Linked DNA regions of Homo sapiens: region 1 is linked to region 2. A link is an interaction called in ENCODE POLR2A ChIA-PET data of the cell type or tissue named here. Cell type or tissue: Panc1. All regions are shown on one strand. Each heading gives the region's core, and the rest is flanking DNA. Links, peaks and the distances in the headings are about the cores only. Region 1 overlaps ETFA (electron transfer flavoprotein subunit alpha). Region 2 has its middle 8.4 kb from the start of ISL2.

What was found. Peaks named below come from ENCODE experiments on the same cell type or tissue, not always from the same donor. Only the 100,000 strongest peaks of a DNase experiment are listed, where the experiment ranks them.
Region 1: POLR2A ChIA-PET joins it to region 2 with 8 read pairs; 8 of 35 experiments call an interaction of 5 or more read pairs at or near these places.

What each region holds. Positions count from the first base shown.
Region 1 is chr15:76,249,455-76,252,324 of GRCh38, reverse strand. All of the region lies in intron 9 of ETFA (electron transfer flavoprotein subunit alpha), which reads left to right. Among named protein-coding and RNA genes, the nearest start is that of ETFA, 61 kb to the left of the region's middle. In Panc1, for the core only: no CTCF peak of the experiment used is centred there; no DNase peak of the experiment used is centred there.
Region 2 is chr15:76,343,694-76,346,668 of GRCh38, reverse strand. No RefSeq gene overlaps it. Among named protein-coding and RNA genes, the nearest start is that of ISL2, 8.4 kb to the right of the region's middle. RefSeq lists a silencer at 1-14 and an enhancer at 22-523. In Panc1, for the core only: no CTCF peak of the experiment used is centred there; no DNase peak of the experiment used is centred there; H3K4me3 peaks cover 811 bases; H3K27ac peaks cover 409 bases; H3K27me3 peaks cover 1,572 bases.

The DNA of each region.
Region 1 (2,870 bases), core at 77-2,576, 94 kb after region 2:
CCAGCACTGGAGGCTGAGTTGTAGAATGTACAATAAGTTTACCTGTGAAGTAGAAGGAAACCCAGGAGTTCAAGGGTGCAGTGAGCCGTAGTTGTGACGCTACACTCCAGCCTGGGTGACAGAGTGAGACCCTGTCTCTAATTATATAAAAATAAAGTCACCTTAATAAAAAAGATTCTATATGGTCCTGTCCATTTGCTAGATGTGGGCTGCAAATTTGGTTTTTAGAAGCCAATTCATATTGGGAAACAAGATCAGTGCCCTGAGGTACAGTGTCCCAACGTAAAAACAAACTAATGGCACATGGGAAGTATCATTTGGCCTGGTATCAAGATCAGAGAGAGAGATATATCCCTTGAGTCCTTATAAAGAAGGCTCTATTGATTGACATCCTCAACAATACCTTTACTGTAAATAAGACAGTGGTTTCATAGGACTGCGTTTTTAATAATGTCCCTCAGTGTACACTAATTGCCTAATATTAAGTGCATTTTCGTGAGAGGCAGAAATTATGTGATTTCGTATCTGCTGTTCAGGCTTATTCTAGGGTAGTGACTAGTGATCTAGTTGTAGAACCCTTCTTCAAAGGAAATTTTATCAGGAAGCCCCATGTATAATATGGGAAAAAGTGGAGTTGAAGTGGGGTGGTATATCTAGAGTGCTACTAGCTCAGCTCTCGCCCTTTCTCATTTTCCTGAGACAGTCTGTACTACACCTGTGCGGAATGACTAGCGCCCTGAGCACATTATCAGAACTACTGTCCAGAGAAAATTGTTGAATTGCATAGCCCCAGATCTCTACAAATGTGTCTATGGGAACTGAATTCTGATTTTTGTCGTCTATTAGTATTTCAACTACTTTATTTTAAATTGTCACCCCTTTTAAAACCCCTTATTTAGTATCATTATCTTACTCTCAGAAACTGACCATTCCTTCTACTTCACAAGTAAACTTACTGTACTTTCTACATAAGCAAAGCAATACAAACAAAAATCCAGCTTATCTACATGTGGATAAAAAAAGAGGGCCTCCCTTTTTAATTTTGCTAATATGTCTGCTTTTCCTCTGGACCCCATCATTTTGTACCTTCTTTGAGACAGTGTTCCATTAGTTACCCCATCCTCCGAGTCAGAGTCTCTCCTCTATTGGCCCCTTTTCTATAGTCTTAAAAAGAAAACCCTTTATCTGCCCAGCAGCTTCTTTTCCTCATTACCTACTGCCCCTTTCACCTCTCTTGCTAGGCTAAGCTTGAAAATGTAGCTTATATTCGCTGTATTCCTTTTCCTTCCCATTCTTTTCTTTTTATTTAAAAGTTTATATATAAATTTATGAAAATATAAATATATATACAATTTACATAGAAATAATAAACACTAATGTTTTCATCCCTGAATTTAAGAAACAATATTACAGTACTGTTGAAAACCCTTGTGTACTCTTCCTTTAATACACATTTTTTCCTCCCCTCAAAAGTAACCATTACTGGCTGGGCATGGTGGGTGGCTCACACCTGTAATCCCAGCACTTTGGGAGGCTGCAGCAGGAGGATCATGTGAGCTCAGGAATTTGGGACCAGGCTGGGCAACATAGCGAGACCTCCTTTCTACTTTAAAAAAAAAAAAAATTTAGTTGGGTGTGGTGGCATGTAGCTGTAGTCCCAGCTACTCAGGAGGCTGAGGTGGGAGGATCACTTGAGCCAGGGAGATCAAGGCTGCAGTGAGCTATGATTGTGCCACTGCACTCCAGCCTGATCAACAGAGCAAGAAAAAAAAGGAAAAAAGTAGCCATTATCCTAAATTTGATTACTATTGTTTCAAGACATTTCATTTTTACTTTACTACATATCTACAGATCCCTAAGCAGTATATAGCTGAGATTTTTCAATATGAATATGATGAATGATTTAGAGGCATACCAGATGTTGATCCTCTCAGCCTTTGGAACAGTGGATTTTATGACCAGCCTTGTTCGTGTACCATACAAATGTTATCTTCTGTGTGCCATGGTATAAAAAAGTTGGGGAGCACTGATATATAATATTATTGTGTATATTTTTGAAATTATCATTAGTAATGTCCTATATATGTTCTTTATCTTTTTTTCAATCCATCTTACATTTGTGAGGTTCATCTTTGTTAATGCAGGTAGCATTTTTTTCATTTGTATTTCATTTATGTATGGTATTCTATTATATGAATTTATCACACTTTACCTATTTTCTTATTAATGGTTGTTTATTTAAGTAGTTATAATTTCTTGCTTACAAATAATGTTACCATGAAGATTATTAATAATGTTTACTTGTATGTTAGTGTTTTACTAGAGAAATATGCCTTGGGGTGAAATTGCTAATTGTAGAGAATCTAGCTTTACCAGATTTTGACAAATTGTTTTCCAAAGTGGTTATTCCAGCTTATATTTACCAACAGTTTTAACAGCTCTCTGAACTTTGCTTATTTACAGTTTTAAAAAAACTTTTGCAGTTCTTGAGATAGGCGGTAGTTCTGAAGATGGGTGGTGATGGTTGCATAACAAGGTAACTGTACTTAGTGTCCCAGAACTATATATTTTAAAATGATTACTGGGCCGGGCATGGTGGCTCACACCTGTAATCCCAGCACTTTGGGAGGCCGAGGCGGGCGGATCACAAGGTCAGGAGATTGAGACCATCTTGGCTAACACAGTGAAACCCCGTCTCTACTAAAAATACCAAAAATTAGCTGGGCGTGGTGGCGGGCGCCTGTAGTCCCAGCTACTCGGGAGGCTGAGGCAGGAGAATGGCATGAACCCGGGAGGCGGAGCTTGCAGTGAGCCGAGATCGCGCCACTGCACTCCAGCCTGGGCGACAGAACGAGACTCCATCTAAAAAA
Region 2 (2,975 bases), core at 277-2,776:
GGCTTCTAAACTCTCCGGGGCTCGGGGGAGCGCAACGCCCAGGTGAGCGCGGCCGCGTCTGGTTGTAGCTCGCGGGGACGCAGTGCCGCCACAGGTTGCTTTCTGCCGGGGCGAGGGCCGCCCCCCGGCTCTCCAGAGGCTGAGGGGCCGCAGCGGAGACCGCTGGGCGGAGGCGAAAGGCCTCTGCCGGGCCCAGCCTATGAAGTTGACGGTGCGACTGGGCGTATTCGGAGTGAAAGCGACAACTTCGCCCGGGCTTTGCAGCCCAGAATTTGGGTCAGGTAGGAGAGGCTGCCCAAGGCCCGGGAGCAGCGACGTTTGAACACTCAGCGGCGTTGCCCAAGCCAATTCCCCGCAGCGGCGGCGGCTCCCTTCCCCCGGAGCTCTGCGGGGCCCACCGCCCCAGACTCGCAACTGTACGTCGGAGCCGCAGCTTCGGGCCCGGCCACTCTCCCGCCCTCCAGACGCCAGCAGTTGCGAGGCTGGGACCTCGAACCCTGAACCTGGCCCCGGGGAGCCTCGGTCCTGACCGCGGCGTTCCTGGGACATTTCTTCCAGGGCTCTTTGCCACGTTCTGGAAAGTCTTGAGTCTCGATAATCTGGAAAGAAATCACTCCTCACAATCCCCTATTCTTCCACTTCCTCGTCCCTGCTCCCTGCCCCCTCCCTCCCCCACGCCCTAACAGCTGACCTGATCTCTGGTTAGCTACTCTCAAACCACGCCTTAACTTAAACACGCTCTTTCCCAACGGGGAACCGGCCTTCCTGAGCTCCTGCCGGCCCCTGGGCTTACGCCTTGACCCACTCCCCCGCTGGCTCTGACCTTCCGGACCAGGAGGTACCGAGGCGGATGGCTGGATTCACCTTGCACTCCCGCCTCTCTGGCTGGATTGTTGCTGGGGCCCCAAATGTGTTGTATACATTGAGCCGCTCCCTACCCAACTCCACATCTGGATCCCAATGGAGTATTTCCTTGTGCCCTTTCTTGCTCTCATTACTACTCTCAATCTAGCTCTATTCATCTGCATCTTTCATGCACAGTCTCCATCAACAAGGTGCTAGTCTGTACTTGGCCACACAATCCTCATTACTGCACTGAATCCCAGTATTTTCAAGAAAGTTTACTTTTACATCAATCAGACCCCGATTTAAAAGCCTCTAATCTTTCCCGCATCAGCTTCATAAACTCTGAATTTCCTGCTTTTATCACCACTCCCCTGGGAACTTCTCTGCAAATATTCATCCATTGTTTCTCTCTCTAGCATGCTGCTATTTGGCTAATTCTCTTACTCTCTTTGGTGAACACCCATGAGAAAGCACAGCTAACTAAATGTGTGGCCATCTGTGTCCTCCCCTAGGCAGAAGAGGTAGAACCTCAAATTTTCTAGAGAACAATCTTAGACAATATCCATTTAAACCCTGTATTGGCAGCTCTGACAAAATTGAGCTTTGTTATTCCATATTCAAAACACAAAGCCTGATTTCTGTTCCACAATCCATTAAATATTAAAGTTTGTTGGGAATACTGCCACAGGGACTCTGAATTTCCCAGAATTATGCAGTCTTTCAATATGTATTAAATTTTGTGTAAAAACTTATAGCCATAAACTGTCTATCTCTGGGAATCCCTTTCCTTCCTCAATTGCATAGAGCTATCCAAATTAATAGTTAAGTCTTCTGAGAAAATCGTATTCTAAAGTGAATCTAGCTAAATAACTCCCACTTTCCACCTATGGCCTCTTTTATTGAATTTTTTACTATGCAATTGGGTATCTCATATTAAAAGTTCAGTAAGTATAAAATACAACACTTGTCATTGTTACAGGTAATTTAATTTATGGGGAAATCCCTACTGTATTACAAAAGATGTTTAAAGATGACTTGGGAACCCGTAAAACTGATATTTATTAATGTAACTAACCAAGCGTAGATGTGACACCTCACTAGGGACCACTGTAATAAGGCTTCAGAGTTGAATCCTTTCCCTGGAAACCCACATAGAAAACGATGCACCCCTTTGGGTGGGTAGCAACTATGGAAGAGAAAAGCTTGTAATGTTTTGTACAGTGATACAGAGAGATGCAGGAATCTTAACACACAATAACCACTTTTATCTAGGTAACTTCCCAATATTCAAAAAAGACAGACACAATCATATAAATAACAAAAAGAGGAATTTGATTTTTGATTCATGGATGATGAGGAAAGAGATAACTAATTAGATGTTGAGATAACTAATGTAGACGTTTCCATTCATAGCGTTAAAACGCTGCAATCTGTCAAAAGCAAAAATTCAGAGCTAATTAACCATTAATGAAATTCTTTATTCAATAACCTGTTATTTCCTTTTTAAAAAAAATGAGAAAACCCAAATATTCTGGATAAATCAAAAGTTTTTGACAGTGAGATTTATTCGAAGTTTTAGCCCCCTATCTAATGGCCAGCCAGAAGGTAAAAGGAGAAATCTGTATTTCTGTTGGGAAGGAATGGTCTAAGTTAAAGAAAGGAAGCCTCAAAGAACCCAGACCTGATTATTAAAGCCATTTCTGGGCACTTGAGAGGTAAAGCTGGTCCTCATTAACTCTGCATATCTCTTCCCTTATCTCTAAGTTTGCAGCAGCATTTCCTATATCCCAAAGAAGGGGAATGTTCCCTTTAATATTTGTGCCAGCATCACCTTGACATTCAGGAAGTAAAATATAAATGCAGCTCCATTTTCCCACCTCCCATTTTCTTTCAGTAATTGCCAGCAAGCCTTCCATCATCTGCAAGTGGGGTGGGGGCAGTGTGAAGGAATTCTGCTAAAAGCGCTGCTGAAAAACCCACAGTGGCCTTTGGCCATCCAAGCAGCCATGGCTAACAGAAGGCACCTACTTTTCTATCTGAAGACTACAGGGCCCCCCAGACACGTTTTCCTTGCCAGCCCCTACCTAAGCTAAGATGGCAACTATCCCCTACCCAGTTAGGGCGTTGCC